Linked DNA regions of Homo sapiens: region 2 is linked to region 1. Evidence: read pairs that join two places in POLR2A ChIA-PET (ENCODE). Cell type or tissue: PC-9. All regions are shown on one strand. Links, peaks and the distances in the headings refer to the core of each region. The heading gives the core; the rest is flanking DNA. Region 1 has its middle 17 kb from the start of CGN. Region 2 overlaps TUFT1 (tuftelin 1).

Evidence for each region. ChIA-PET counts read pairs that join two places held together with the same protein. Peaks named below come from ENCODE experiments on the same cell type or tissue, not always from the same donor. Only the 100,000 strongest peaks of a DNase experiment are listed, where the experiment ranks them.
Region 2: POLR2A ChIA-PET joins it to region 1 with 8 read pairs; 2 of 35 experiments call an interaction of 5 or more read pairs at or near these places.

What each region holds. Positions count from the first base shown.
Region 1 is chr1:151,491,330-151,498,289 of GRCh38, forward strand. No RefSeq gene overlaps it. Among named protein-coding and RNA genes, the nearest start is that of CGN, 17 kb to the right of the region's middle. In PC-9, for the core only: no CTCF peak of the experiment used is centred there; DNase peaks (open chromatin) are centred at 3,672 and 4,242; H3K27ac peaks cover 1,867 bases.
Region 2 is chr1:151,571,924-151,578,883 of GRCh38, forward strand. TUFT1 (tuftelin 1) reads left to right here. Exons shown (of 13, transcript NM_020127.3): 8 at 2,347-2,475; 9 at 2,988-3,082; 10 at 6,798-6,903. Among named protein-coding and RNA genes, the nearest start is that of MIR554, 30 kb to the left of the region's middle. RefSeq lists an enhancer at 2,542-3,741. In PC-9, for the core only: no CTCF peak of the experiment used is centred there; a DNase peak (open chromatin) is centred at 3,178; H3K4me3 peaks cover 417 bases; H3K27ac peaks cover 2,107 bases.

The DNA.
Region 1 (6,960 bases), core at 2,364-4,863:
TGGTCTTGAACTCCCGACCTCAGGTGATCCACCTGCCTTGGCCTCCCAAAGTGCTGGGATTACAGGCGTGAGCCACCGTGCCCGGCCTACAGTCTTTTGTTATAATGTTAGGACACTTTAGGATTCAGAGGCCGGCCTCAGAAAGCAGACTTTCTTGCTATCTGACTTTCTCCCGCTCTTATTTATTTATTCATTTATTTATGTTTTGAGATAATGTCTCACTCTGTTGCCCAGGTTGAAGTGCATTGGTGTAATCACTGCTCACTGCAGCTTTGATCTCCTGTACTCAATCAATCCTCCCACCTCAGGCTCCTGAGTAGCTGGGACTACAAGTGTGCACCACCATGTCCGGCTAATTTTTTATTTTTTGTAGAGACACTCTCCCTATGTTGCCCAGGCTGGTCTTAAACTCATGAGCTCAAGCAATCCACCTGCTTCGGCCTTCCAAAGTGTGGGAATTACAGGCATGAGCCACCACACCGGGCCTTCCTGTTCTCATTGCACCTGCCAGATGCAGGACTCTAATCTGATTGTGAGTCATAAGACCCTGATTGCAGAGAGGGTCCTACCCCGTAGCCTGGAGGAAGGAAGGCTGCATAGAGAGACCAAGAAGAATCTAACAGACATGCATCTCTCCATTCACATCCTCTGTCATATCCTTTCTAATAAGCTGGTAAACGAAGTGTCTCCCTTAGTTCTGTGAGCTGCTCTAGCAAATGAATTGAGTCCAAAGAGGGGGCTGTAGGAGCCCCAACTTGAATCTGCTGGGTCAGAAATTCTGGAGTCTTGGGTTTTGACTGGTGTCTGAATGGGGTGGGTGGGGGCAGTTTTGGGGTTTGAGCCCTCAACCTGTGGCCTCTTGGTAGATGGTGTCAGAATCGAATTAGAGGACACCCAGCTGGTGTCTGCTGCAGAACTGATTGCTTGTTTGCTGGTGGGGAGAAATCCTCCATATTTGGTCACAGGAGTCTTCTGTCTGTGTTGATTGTTACTGTTGAGTGAGATAACAGGAACAAACACTCTGAGTTTGTGTGTTTTCCCACACACAAGATCCCTATCTCCATTCTCCCTCCTGCTTCAGTCTTCCTTCTCTGAGGTTCTCAGATGCCCTCCCACCTCCTATATCCCCTCCAGTGTCCTGCACTTTCCTTCTTTGCCCTCTGACTTGAACCTAACAATGGTAAGTTTTCTTTGAAGTCTGATGCTACTTTCTAGCCTTGCTTGCCAAAGGTTGAGATTACCCCCACCTATGGCCATAAACTTGTTTTGTATCTATTAATTTATTTAAATTTCTTTCCTATTTAGGGTAGCTGGCAGGTATTATTAGTACCGAGTCTCCAGTGCAACTCTAAGCAAGAAGTTGCTCCTTCTAATACTGGGGACTGCAGGCCGGGCGCGGTGGCTCACGCCTGTAATCCCAACACTTTGGGAGGCCAAGGCGGGCAGATCACAAGGTCAGGAGAATGAGACCATCCTGCTAACACGGTGAAACCCCGTCTCTACTAAAAATACAAAAAATTAGCCAGGCGTGGTGGTGGGTGCCTGTAGTCCCAGCTACTCAGGAGGCTGAGGCAGGAGGATGGTGTGAACCCGGGAGGTGGAGCTTGCAGTGAGCCGAGATCACGCCACTGCACTCCAGCCTGGGCAACAGAGTGAGACTGCGTCTCAAAAATATATATATATATTGGGGGCTGCAAAAAGTAAAGACAGGGAATTTGAGAAGGAGTGCTGGTATACGGGGGAAGTTACTTTGCTTGGTTTGTCTGTGTCCTAAGTAGAGATGAGACGTACAAGTGCAAAAGTTCTGGAGAAAGTTAAATACTGATTCAGTACATGGATGAGAGGTCGGTGTTTAAAATGGAGATTTGAAAGTTGTCTGCTTTTGGAGGTGGCAGGAGAAAGCATGAGAGTGAATGAGCCACTGAAGGGGAAGAGTGGAGGGCAGAGGAAAGGAAAGAGCTTTTTCACAGCTATGGGGAATAGCTGAGAAAGGAAAAAAGTACCCACAGGGACAGGGGAGGGCTAGAGCTGTAGAAAATAATAGAGCAGTGGTATAGAAATCCAAGGAGAAAAGAGTGTGAAAAAATAGGGAGCAGAAGCACAAGAGACATCCGGTAGAAGGAGGACTCAGAAAAGCCTTCAGTTTCCAAGCTCAACTGCAGGTGAGGGACAAGGGAACTTGGAATTACTGCATATAAACTGCTTGAAGATGGTGAATAGAAAGGAAAGAAATATGGCCAGGTGCGGTGACTCACACCTGTAATTCCGGCACTTTGGGAGGCTGAGGCGGGCAGATCTCCTGAGGTCAGGAGTTCAAGACCAGCCTGGACAACATGATGAAACATCATCTCTACCAAAAATACAAAAGTTAGCCGGGTGTGATGGCACACACCTGTAGTCCCAGCTACTTGGGAGGCTGAGGTAGGAGAATCTCTTGAACCCAGGAGGTGGGCCAAGATTGCGCCACTGCACTCCAGCCTGGGCGACGGAGCAAGACTCTGTCTCAAAAAAAAAAAAAAAAAAAAAAAAAAAAAGCAGAGCAGCTACAAGTTACAAGTTGCAAAAGGGTTAGGATAAGGATAAGATTCTTCTCTACACCTTTTTGAGGGCAGAAGGTAACTCAGATGTTACTTCCAGAAGGTGGAATTAAGATGTTGGCCTTTAGTTTCCTCACTCAGTAGGAAGTAAGCTCATGAAGGCAGGGATTGCTGCCTATTGTTGACTTCTGCTATATTCCAAGAGCCTAGAACAGTGCCTGGTACCTGGTAGGTGTTCGATAAATATTGCTGAATAATAGAGCTCAGGAATTAAGTCTAGACACTAGGAAGAGAGGCTGGCTGTAGAATAAGGATACACTGGGTGTGGTGGCTCATACCTGTAATCCTAGCACTTTGGGAGGCCGAGGTGGGAAGATCACTTAAGGCCAGGAGTTCGGGATCAGCCTGAGCAACATAATGAGCCCCCATCTGTACCAAAAAAAAAACAAAAAAACTAAAAACATTTTTTATCTATATAATTTTCTTTTTTTTGAAATAGAGTCTCACTCTGTTGTGCAGTGGCACGATCTTGGCTCACTGCAACCTCTGCCTCCGAGTTCAGGTGATTCTCCCACCTCAGCCTCCTGAGTAGCTGGGATTACAGGTGCACGCCACCATGTCCAGCTAATTTTTGTAGTTTTAGTATACAGGGTTTTGCCATGTTGGCCAGGCTGGTCTCGAACTCCTGACCTCAAGTGATCCACCTGCCTCAGCCTCCCAAAGTGCTGGGATTACAGGCATAAGCCACCACATCTGGCAAATATATTTTTAAAAAATAGAATTAGGGATAAGTATCTCTTTCTTTTAGACCATGAGGAAGATTTATGAGCTAGAGGTAAGGAAGAGACTTAGGCCTGCTAGCTCTGGGCTGAATGCTATGGTACCCAGTGAGTTTAGACTATTGGAGGGCAGGCCTGTTAGGGGACTGAGGTCAGAAATCCCCTCCTGCTTCCATATAGGCAGCCAAGAGCTGGCCTGGGACACCAGCTGGGTGCTTTTCCCAGCCGTTTGCATTCCAGCCTGTATACAATGAAGAAAGAGTGACAGTGTGGTGACATGATTTAGGTTAATGAGCTACTGATCACCTGCCAAGTGGGTGGGAAGTTTTTTTTTTTTTCTGCCCACTTCTGTAGAAAAAATTTTTTATGAATGACTCATCTTGTCTCATTACTCAGAGTACAAATTTGTGAGCTGGTAATAAGAGGTCAAAACCTAAGGAGAACATATCCACCCCCACTCTCCAACACCCAGTTTCTGGTAGATGGATATGCTCATTATCTTGATTGTGGTAAAAATTTCATGGATGCATACATATGTCAGAACTATCAAATTGCACACTTTACATTTGTGCAGTTTACTGTTTGTCAGTTACACCTCAGTAGGGCTGTTTATGAAAAGGAAAAATCTTATATGTAAACTTTTTATAATCACAGAGTTTGGATACTTAATTTATTAACTTGCACATATAAATTTATCTAATTCATCTTTGCAGTCAAAGAGAAAGTCATTTCTAGAAAAAAAAAAACTGAATAATCATTTTGGGGAAAACAAAGGACAGCCTAGGGAGACTAGATACAAAGAGTGTCATTGTAGAATTTCTAGCCACACACCAGAATAAACTAGCCTCTCCCACTCCTGAGGGGAGAAATGAGGAAAAAGTCTTTGCTTAGCTGGAGTGAGAATGTTGCATTCTTTTGTAAGCTTTTTGTAATTCTTTGTTTATCTAGTTGACTTTCTCCTTGAGACCAGCCTTTCCTTCTCCGCTTCAATCTACAGGAAATCCTCCCTCTCCTATAGAGAGAAAGACAACTTTCTCCTAGGGAAGCCAGTTGTTCTGCCACTCTGCTGGCCCGAGGCTTCTATTTCTTAGTCCCCCTGATGTGCTACAAAACTTGAGAGACACAAATCTATCAAGTCTCTCAACTCCCTTATTCTAAAATGATACAGGCACATGCCACCATGCCCGGCTACTTTTTGTACTTTTTGTAGAGATGGGGTCTCACTACGTTGCCCAGAATGGTCTTAAACTCCTGACCTTAAGCAATCCCTGCACCTTGACCTCCCAAGTTCTGGGATTACATGCATGAGCCACTGCACTCAGGCATAAATTTGTGTTTTTTAAGCCACTAAATTTGTGGTACTTTGTTATAGCAGCCATAGAAACTAATACAAACGTTACCTGACACACAGTAGATAATCAATAAGCATTTGTTACTTGACCAACTTATATCTGGTACTTCAGCCAATAATAAAAATAATACTTCACGCCAGGAGCAGTGGCTCACGCCTGTAATCCCAGCACTTTGGGAGGCCAAGGCGGGTGGATCACGAGGTCAGGAGAAGCAGACCATCCTGGCTAACAGGGTGAAACCCCATATCTACTATAATTACAAAAAATTAGCTGGACATGGTGGCGGGCGCCTGTAGTCCCAGCTACTTGGGAGGCTGAGGCAGGAGAATTGCTTGAACCCAGGAGGCAGAGGTTTCAGTGAGCCGAGATCGTGCCACTGCACCCCAGCCTGGGCGACAGAGTGAGACTCCATCTCAAAAAAAAAAACAAAACACACACACAAAAAACTAAAAACCTTCACAATAGCAAAATGTGTTTAAATTCTTAATCTCATTTTGTTGTCACACTTATTAGCCTTACTTTATAGATAAGGAAATGGAAAATCAATTGCCCAAAGTCATATATATATATATATATATATATATATATATATATATATATATATATGTATTTTTTTTTTTTTTTTTTTGAGACAGTCTCGCTCTGTCACCCAGGCTGGAGTACAGTGGCATGATCTTAGCTCACTGCAACCTCTGCCTCCTGGGTCCAAGTGATTCTCCTGCCTCAGCCTCCCAAGTAGCTGGGATTACAGGTGCCAGCCACCATGCCCAGCTAATTTTTGTTATTTTCAGTAGGGATGGGGTTTCACCATGTTAGCCAGGCTGACCTTGAACTCCTGACCTCAGGTGATCCACCCGCCTTGGCCTCCCAAAGTGCTGGGATTACAGATGTGAGCCACCACTCCCGGCTGAAATCCCATATATTTTAAGAAGCAAAAAGTAGATTTAGAACTGACATCCTAGTTTTCTCTTTTAATGACATTGTGTCAACAATAAATGACATGTAAAAAAAATCACTCACAATCCTTTGACTCTATTTAATAGATCAACCAGTTTTATTTTTCCATGTCTTCAAGGTCTCATCCATACAAATACACATTAAAAATATTTATGCCAGGCCAGGTGCGGTGGCTCACGCCTGTAATCCCAGCACTTTGGGAGGCCAAGACGGGTGGATCACGAGGTCAGGAGATGGAGACCATCCTGGCTAACACCGTGAAACCCCATCTCTACTAAAAATACAATAAAAATTAGCCGGGCATGGTGGCGGGCGCCTGTAGTCCCAGCTACTCAGGAGGCTGAGGCAGGAGAATGGCATGAACCTGGGAGGCGGAGCTTGCAGTGAGCTGAGATCGCGCCACTGCACTCCAGCCTGGGCGAGAGAGCGAGACTCCGTCTCAAAAAAAAAAAAAAAAAAAAAAATTTATGCCAGGTGCGGTGGCTCATGCCTGTAATCCCAGCACTTTGGGAGGCTGAGGCAGGCGGATCACCTTAGGTCAGGAGTTCAAGACCAGCCTGGCCAACATGGTGAAACCCCGTCTCTACTAAAAATACAAAAATTAGCCGAGTGTGGTGGTGGGTGCCTGTAGTCCCAGCTACTTGGGAGGCTGAGGCAGGAGAATTGCTTGAACCAGGGAGGTGGAGGTTGCAGTGAGCTGAGATTGCGCCACTGTACTCTAGCCTGGGTGACAGAGCAAGACTCCGTCTCAAAAAAAAAAAAAAAAAAAAAAAAGGGGCCAGGCGCAGTGGCTCATGCCTGTAATCCCAGCTCTCTGGGAGGCGGAGGCAGGCAGATCATGAGGTCAGGAGATCGAGACCATCCTGGCTAACACAGTGAAACGCCGTCTCTACTAAAAATACAAAAAATTTGCTGGGTGGCGGACACCTGTAGTCCTAGCTACTCGGGAGGTTGAGGCAGGAGAATGGCGTGAACCCGGGGGGCAGAGCCTGCAGTGAGCCGAGATGGTGCCACTGCATTCCAGCCTGGGCGACAGAGTGAGACGCCGTCTTAAAAAAAAAAAAATATGGCCAGGTGCAGTGGCTCATGCCTGTAATCCCAGCACTCTGGGAGGCCGAGGTGGGCAGATCACGAGGTCAAGAGTTCGAGACCAGCCTGGCCAACATAGTGAACCCCCATCTCTACTAAAAATTTAAAAATTAGCCGGGTGTGGTGGCACTCACCTGTAGTCCCAGCTACTCAGGAGGTTGAGGCGGGAGAATCGCTTGAACCTGGGAGGCAGAGGTTGCGGTGAGCCGAGATCGCACCATTGCACACCAGCCTGGGTGACAAGGT
Region 2 (6,960 bases), core at 1,944-4,443, 80 kb after region 1:
TGTGGCTCACACCTGTGAGCCAGGAGGCCTCAGGAGGCCTCAGGAGGCCAAGGCAGGAGGATCCTTGAGCCCAGGAGTTTGAGACCAGCCTGGCCAGCATAGATCTCATCTCTACAAAAATAAAAAAATTAGCCTGGTGTGGTGGAGCATGCCTGTGGTTCCAGCTACTTGGAAGGCTGAGGTGGGAGAATTTTTGGAGCCCAGGAGGTGGAGGCTGCAGTGAGCTATGATTGTGCCACTGCACTCTAGCCTGGGCAACAGATTGAGACTTTGTCTAAAAAATAATAAATATGGTACATAAATAATTTTTTTTTTAAAAAAGGAGGTGCTCCTCGGGTCATTCCCACTGTTGGGCTAGGTTGGCACACCTTTTTATAATTAAGAGGTTCCCTTGCGGGCAGGGTTGGCTGGAGCTACAGAGTCAAATGTGGAAGGGGAGTCTATTTTTTTTAACCTTTTGCTCCGACAGTGGGGTGCAAGAATCAGACCATGGCCTTATTAACACTGTGCTTGAGCTCACATCAACCTAGGTGCAGTGTTTATTTATGTACAGAAATGTACATAAATAAACATAAATAAATGTACATAAATAAAATTTTTTTAAAAGGCCTTACTTTTAAGTTCCTGCCTATGGGGATGGCCTATTTCAGGTTAATATGGGTCATATGAAGGCTTGTCTCAGTCTCTCCTAGTGAATTGGACTCCTTGGTCTACTTTTCTGAACCTATGGGTAGGAAAGGCAAGATGATCAATTACCATGAAAATAACTTGCCATTAAGCATGGGTTTCCTGTTCTACTGGCTGCTTGCTGTCAAGAAGGATTTGCAGTGAGAGTGAGTTTGCTCTGGACATGGCTGGTGTGTAGCATGGACACGTCCCATCACACATCACCTGTGCCGTACTTTCTCCTCCCCAGTTCTGACCTTGGGAGGGGCTGGACGAACTGGCTGCTGATGTTCTGTTTTCCCAGGGCTGGCTGCTAGGCTTTCCAGAAGTTACCTGGATTCTTTTTTAATAAATGATGAGCAGTCAGTGTGAGGCACCTGGGAAGCACTGAAATGGATGGTGAAGTATCTGGGTGCTAGCACTGGCTGTCATTCACTAGCTGTGTAACCTTGACTAGGTCAGTTGACCTTTACTTGTTAAAGGAGAGGGTTGGATTAGAAGAACGTCAGTTCCACTCATTATTTTATTGAGTAGTTACTGCATATGAGGTACTGTGGGAGCTCTGGAAGTGTAATGGTGCTCAGGTCTGTGCCATCAGGACACTGACAGTCTACTTCGGGGTGCACAGAGTGACTGGGCAAAATCTGTTCAATGCTATGAGAGGGAAGGCCGTGTGTTCCTTGTATGTCCTCTCCCTGGACACACAAAGGAAGGGCTCCTCCCCCAGGCTCTGAAGGCTCTCTGGAAGAAGGGGCATCTAAGTGAGACCTGGAGGATGAGTAGGAGTTGGAAAGATGCAAGTTGGAAGAAAGGAGGCAAGTTCTTTGCTTTCTCATTCTAACATTCTGCTTCTATCCTCTAAATTGGTTTCTCATCTCTGATAAAAGGCTCACTCCTGTAATCCCAGCACTTTAGGAGGCCAAGGCGGGCGGATCACCTGAGGTCAGGAGTTCGAGAGCAGCCTGACCAACATGGATAAACCCCGTCTCTACTAAAAATACAAAATTAGCTGGGCGTGGTGGCACATGCCTGTAATCCCAGCTACTCGGGAGGCTGAGGCAGGAGAATCACTTGAACCCAGGAGGCAAAGGTTGCATTGAGCCAAGATCGTGCCATTGCACTCCAGCCTGGGCAACAAGAGTGAAACTCTGTCTCAAAAAAAAATAATAATAATAAATAAATAAGACAAATTCTTCCTGATGCTTAGTAGCCCTTCCAGGTGCCATTTTGGCTGTTGTGTGTGGGCTCTATTGCTGGAAGTGAGAGGGGAGGTGTTGAGGAGACAGAAGAAAGGAACTGGAGGTATCCTCCCTGGGATTATTTGCTTTTGAATTTGTAGGAAAGCCACAACATTGGGTTAAGCTTGGGTGGTGGTGGAGGGTTCATGGGGATGTTGAAGGAGTCACCTATCTGAAAAGTGGTGCTTGTGGGTTCCAGGTGTCACTTTAAAGTGGACCTCAATCAACTGTGAGCCAGTTAACCCTGGAAATAGACACCCTGCTGGAGTGCTGAGGTGGTCCTGTGCAGTGAAGGGGAGGTGGTGGTGAGCCCATCAGTGTCACCACCTTTCTCCCGTCATGGCTCCAGAGCCGCCCAGGTTCCTGGGTTCTTTTCTAAGGTTTTTTTCCATGTTTGCTCTTTTTTCCACACCATTTAACATATTCCTGCTCCGTGTTTTAGGTCACACTCAGCCGGTACCAGAGGGAAGCAGAACAAAGTAATGTGGCCCTTCAGAGAGAGGAGGACAGAGTGGAGCAGAAAGAGGCAGAAGTCGGAGAGCTGCAGAGGCGCTTGCTAGGGATGGAGACGGTAACCGGGGGATCTTGCTTGTCAGTGCCTGGACTCCTGGGCTGGAAGGGGCCTGCAGGTGGATCGAAACGGTTGCCGAGACCCTTCTTTTCCAAGCCTCTCCAGAAAAGCACACTTCGCACCTTCCTTTGGCAGATCCCTTGGAATACATTTTAGCCTTCAAGGAATTAGCCTCCCCCTAACTAGAGTTGATCCTATTTCCACATTAGATTCCTGTACAGATGCCCCTTTTGAAGTCCTGGTTTCTCAGGGACTGGCAGCCATAGCTGGCGAGTGGGCCTGCATGATGCAGGGCTGGGTTCTGCCTCAGGGCAGCTGGGTGAGGCTGAGTGAGAGTGGGAAGGGTTCTCCTCATCAAGGGATGGCTCCCCATCAAACCAGCTCATCTTGCTGCTCTTTGGCAGCTGTCCAGGCCCAGTAGGGGCTGAGTCCCAGCCTGGCGCCCATCTTAGCCCAAACGCAGAAACTGTTGCCATCTTCTCATCCTAGATTTTCTTTTGTGGCCCACCCAGGAGCATCAGGCCTTACTGGCGAAAGTGAGGGAAGGGGAGGTGGCCCTAGAGGAACTTCGGAGCAACAATGCTGACTGCCAAGCAGAACGAGAAAAGTAAGGGCTTGGCTCTTGTTCACGGTGAAGTTGGGTTGCAGGGAGGGGAGGGCAGGCCATACAGCCTGTTGCTCCTGTGGTGGCCTGGTCTGGGGAGGAAGCTGGTGCTGATGTCAGATCTTCCAGCTCTGACTCACCGTGAGCTTGCTCAGGGTGGAGCCCCACCCAAGAGATACCATTTGGGAGGCCGCCATCTCCAGGGAGTTCATTTTCCATGGGGTAATAACCTAAAGAAAAGGCTTTCACAGTTTTAGAGCCAAGGGCAAGCAAGAGCTGGTGGAGCATCTGCTGTTGCTGTGTGTCATTCCACAGATTAGTGCAGTGGATATGTTATGCCTTCGTTTCCTCCCCACCGAAACAAAAATTGACTGTAAACTGTTTGAGGGTAAAATTGATTAACAGTCATGCTGATGAAAAATGGAATGAGCAGCTTCATGAGGAGATACTGAACTTCCTGTTACTTGAAGCAATGCAGATAGAAACTGAGAACCACCTGTCAGCAGGGTCCCGTAGGTGATCACTGAGATCCTTTCTACCTCCAAGGTGAGAGGGTTTTGCAAATTCCCTCTGATCAGAGGAAATCAGAGGCCCCAGACAACCAATGAAGCCTACAGAGCAAAGATTGTGCCTTCTAGAACTTCAGGAATTTGGAAGTTATGCTGTTGGCAATTAATAAATAAGACCTCAAATGGTAAATCACATTTAACATCAGCATATTTGGTTTGATCTTCATTGTGTAAGGTGGACCTTTTTTAGTTCAACAAGACATTATCTGAAGGGCCTTTTAAGGAATTCCAAGATGAACAGACACAATTCTTGCCCTTCAGGGCCCCTCAGTCTTGGAGGCATTTTCTCTCCTTTAGGATAACCTAGATTTGACCTTCCTGGCATGGAAAATACACGTGTCATATTGTAGCCTCCTTTCTGACTGGACTTTATATCAGAATTAATATCAGAATTAGTCAGCACTCCTTCCTCGGTGGGTAGGTGCGCATGGGCAGAGCAAGAGAGACCAAAAGGACTAGATAATCGGAAGCCAGGGTTTGGGAATGGCAGTGACAGCTGTGCCATGTACGTGCTGATTTTCTACCTAAAAGGAGACTGAGAAGTAGGGCATTGGAGAGCTGAAGGTGGAAATTTAGAATGCTTGGAGTTTAGGAAGGATAAGGGGTAGCTCATGTTGCATTGTACCCCAAGCAGCATGCGCTTGTCAGCTTCCTCAGGCAGAACTGGGGAGTGATGGATTCTTCAGGGGCCCAAACCCCAGGATACTCTCCCAAGTAGCCTGACTAGAAGAAGACTGTTCCTCTACTCCTAACACTTCTTACACCAAATATGTGGGTTTTCCATACCAAGCACTTCTCCAATTCTCAATTGATACCAGCTGGGCACCCTACACTTTAATTCAATTCTGAGACGACCCAGAGTTAGTGCAGAACCACAGATTAAGGGCCAGTCCTGCAAGACTGCCCCTGCTTCAGATGCCAGTCACAAGTAGTGGGGTCTAGGGTACCTACACTTCTGTCCAACTTGGCTATAAATTGGGGGTTCCCATATCCTCTTTTCAGGTTTGTTAACTTGCTGTAATGGGTTTGCTGTCATAGAACTCAGGTAAACATTTTCCGTATTTATTTATTTATTTTTCGAGACGGAGTCTCACTCTGTCGCCCAGGCTGGAGTGCAGTGGTGCAATCTCGGCTCACTGCAACCTCCGCCTCCTGGGTTCAGCCTCAGCCTCCCAGGAGGTAGCTAGGACTACAGGCGTGTGCCACCACACCCGGCTAATTTTGTGTATTTTTAGTAGAGATGGGGTTTCACCATGTCGGCCAGGTTGGTCTTGAAATCCTGACCTCAAGCAATCTGCCCGCCTTGACCTCCCAAAGTGCTGGGATTACAGGCATGAGCCACCGCGCCTGGACTACTTATTTTTTTAATTTAAAAAGTTTTTCATTGACACAGGGTCTTGCCATGTTGCCCAGGCTGGTCTCGAACTCCTGGGCTCAAGCAATCCTCCCACCTCGCCTTCCTAAAGTGCTGGGATTATATTCATGAGCCACTGCCCCTGGCCAACATTTCACTTATTACTGGCTTATGATAAAGGATAATATAAAGGATTCAAATGAACAAACAGATGAGGTACATAGGGCAAGGTCAGCAGGTGGATGCATTAACCAAGCTGGAAGCTCTGAACCCCTTTGTTTAGGGTTCTTGTGGCGGTTCATTACATTGGCATGATTGATTAAATTATTGGCCACTGGTGATTAGTTTAGTCTCTAGCTCCTATCCCCTGTCCCTTTCCCAGAGGCTAGGGGGAGTTGTGGGGCTGAAAGTTTCAACCCTTTAATCATGCCTTGGTCTTTTCACTAGCCCCATCCTGAAGCTATCTAGGGACCCCAGCCACCAGTCATCATTAGCATACAAAAAGACACTCATCAGTCTTGGAGATGCAAAGGCTCAGGAACCAGGGAATGTGACCAAATATAACAAAACATAGGTGCTGTATGTCAGGAACCGGGACAGAGACCCATTATATATTTCTTATTATTTTACACTGCCCTTTGGGGGATCTTGGCTCAGTTTGCTTAGAAGATGCAAAGGAAGCAACAGTGGTTTGGGAATCAGGAGACCTAGAAACAAAATTGTGTGAAGAGGCTTTAAGGAGCCTCAAATTCTGTCTTTCTCCTCCAAATCCCTGCCAACAGCTTGATGGTGTTGAGTATAATAATCCCAGCTCCAACTGGGCATGGCGGCTCACACCTGTAATCCTAGCACTTTGGGAGGCCGGGACAGGAGGATTGCTTGGGTTTAAGAGTTCGAGATCAGCCTGGCCAACATGCTGAGACTGTCTCTACAAAAAAAATTTTTTTTTAGTTAGCCAGATGTGGTGGCATGTGCCTGTAGTCCCAGCTACATGGGAGACTGAGGTAGGAGGATTGCTTGAGCCCAGGAGGTCAACCTGGCAGTGAGCCATGTTTGCATTATTGCACTCCAGCCTGGGCTACAGAGTGAGACCCTGTCTCCGGAAAAAAAAAAAAAGAAAAGGTCGGAGAGGGAAATCCTAGCTTCTACTTGAATCTTTCCAGTAACGAGGAGTTCATTACACATGAGACTGGCCACTTTCTGACAGCTTTAATACTAAGAAAGTCTTTCCTGTGTTAATATAAAAACAGCTTCCCTGGAACCATCTACCTGTTGCTTCTAGATTTACCCTCCAGAGTTATCCAGAATGACTTATCCCTTCTAACCTTTCCGAGCCTCAGTTTCCTCTCTTAGACTAGGTGATCCCTGATGATGCTTCCAATGTAATATTCTTTTTTTTTGTGAGACAAAGTCTTGCTCTGTCACCCAGGCTGGAGTGCAGTGGCGCCATCTTGGCTCACTGCCACCTCTGCCTCCTGGGTTCAAGCGATTCTTGTGCCTCAGCCTCCTGAGTAGCTGGGACTACAGGCACACGCCACCACACTTGGCTAATTTTAGTATTCTTAGTAGAGGTGGGGTTTCACTATGTTGGCCAGGCTGGTCTTGAACTCCTGACCTCAGTGCTTCCAATGTGATATTCTAAGGTACCCACCACCTACTCTTCAGAGCAGCCTACCAGGGAATCAGGCAAAGGGAATCATATTAATGGGAACCTCCCAAGCTCAAGGCTCTTCCTGTGACTGGGTAAATAAGTGATCTTGTTCCATTGCCTCAGCCTTCTGGTCTTTATCCCCAGGGCTGCTACCCTGGAAAAGGAAGTGGCCGGGTTGCGGGAGAAGATCCACCACTTGGATGACATGCTCAAGAGCCAGCAGCGGAAAGTCCGGCAAATGATAGAGCAGGTAAGTTGGGCTGGTTTGTAACCTGCCCTCGGGGAGTCACCCCAAGTCTATGCTCTT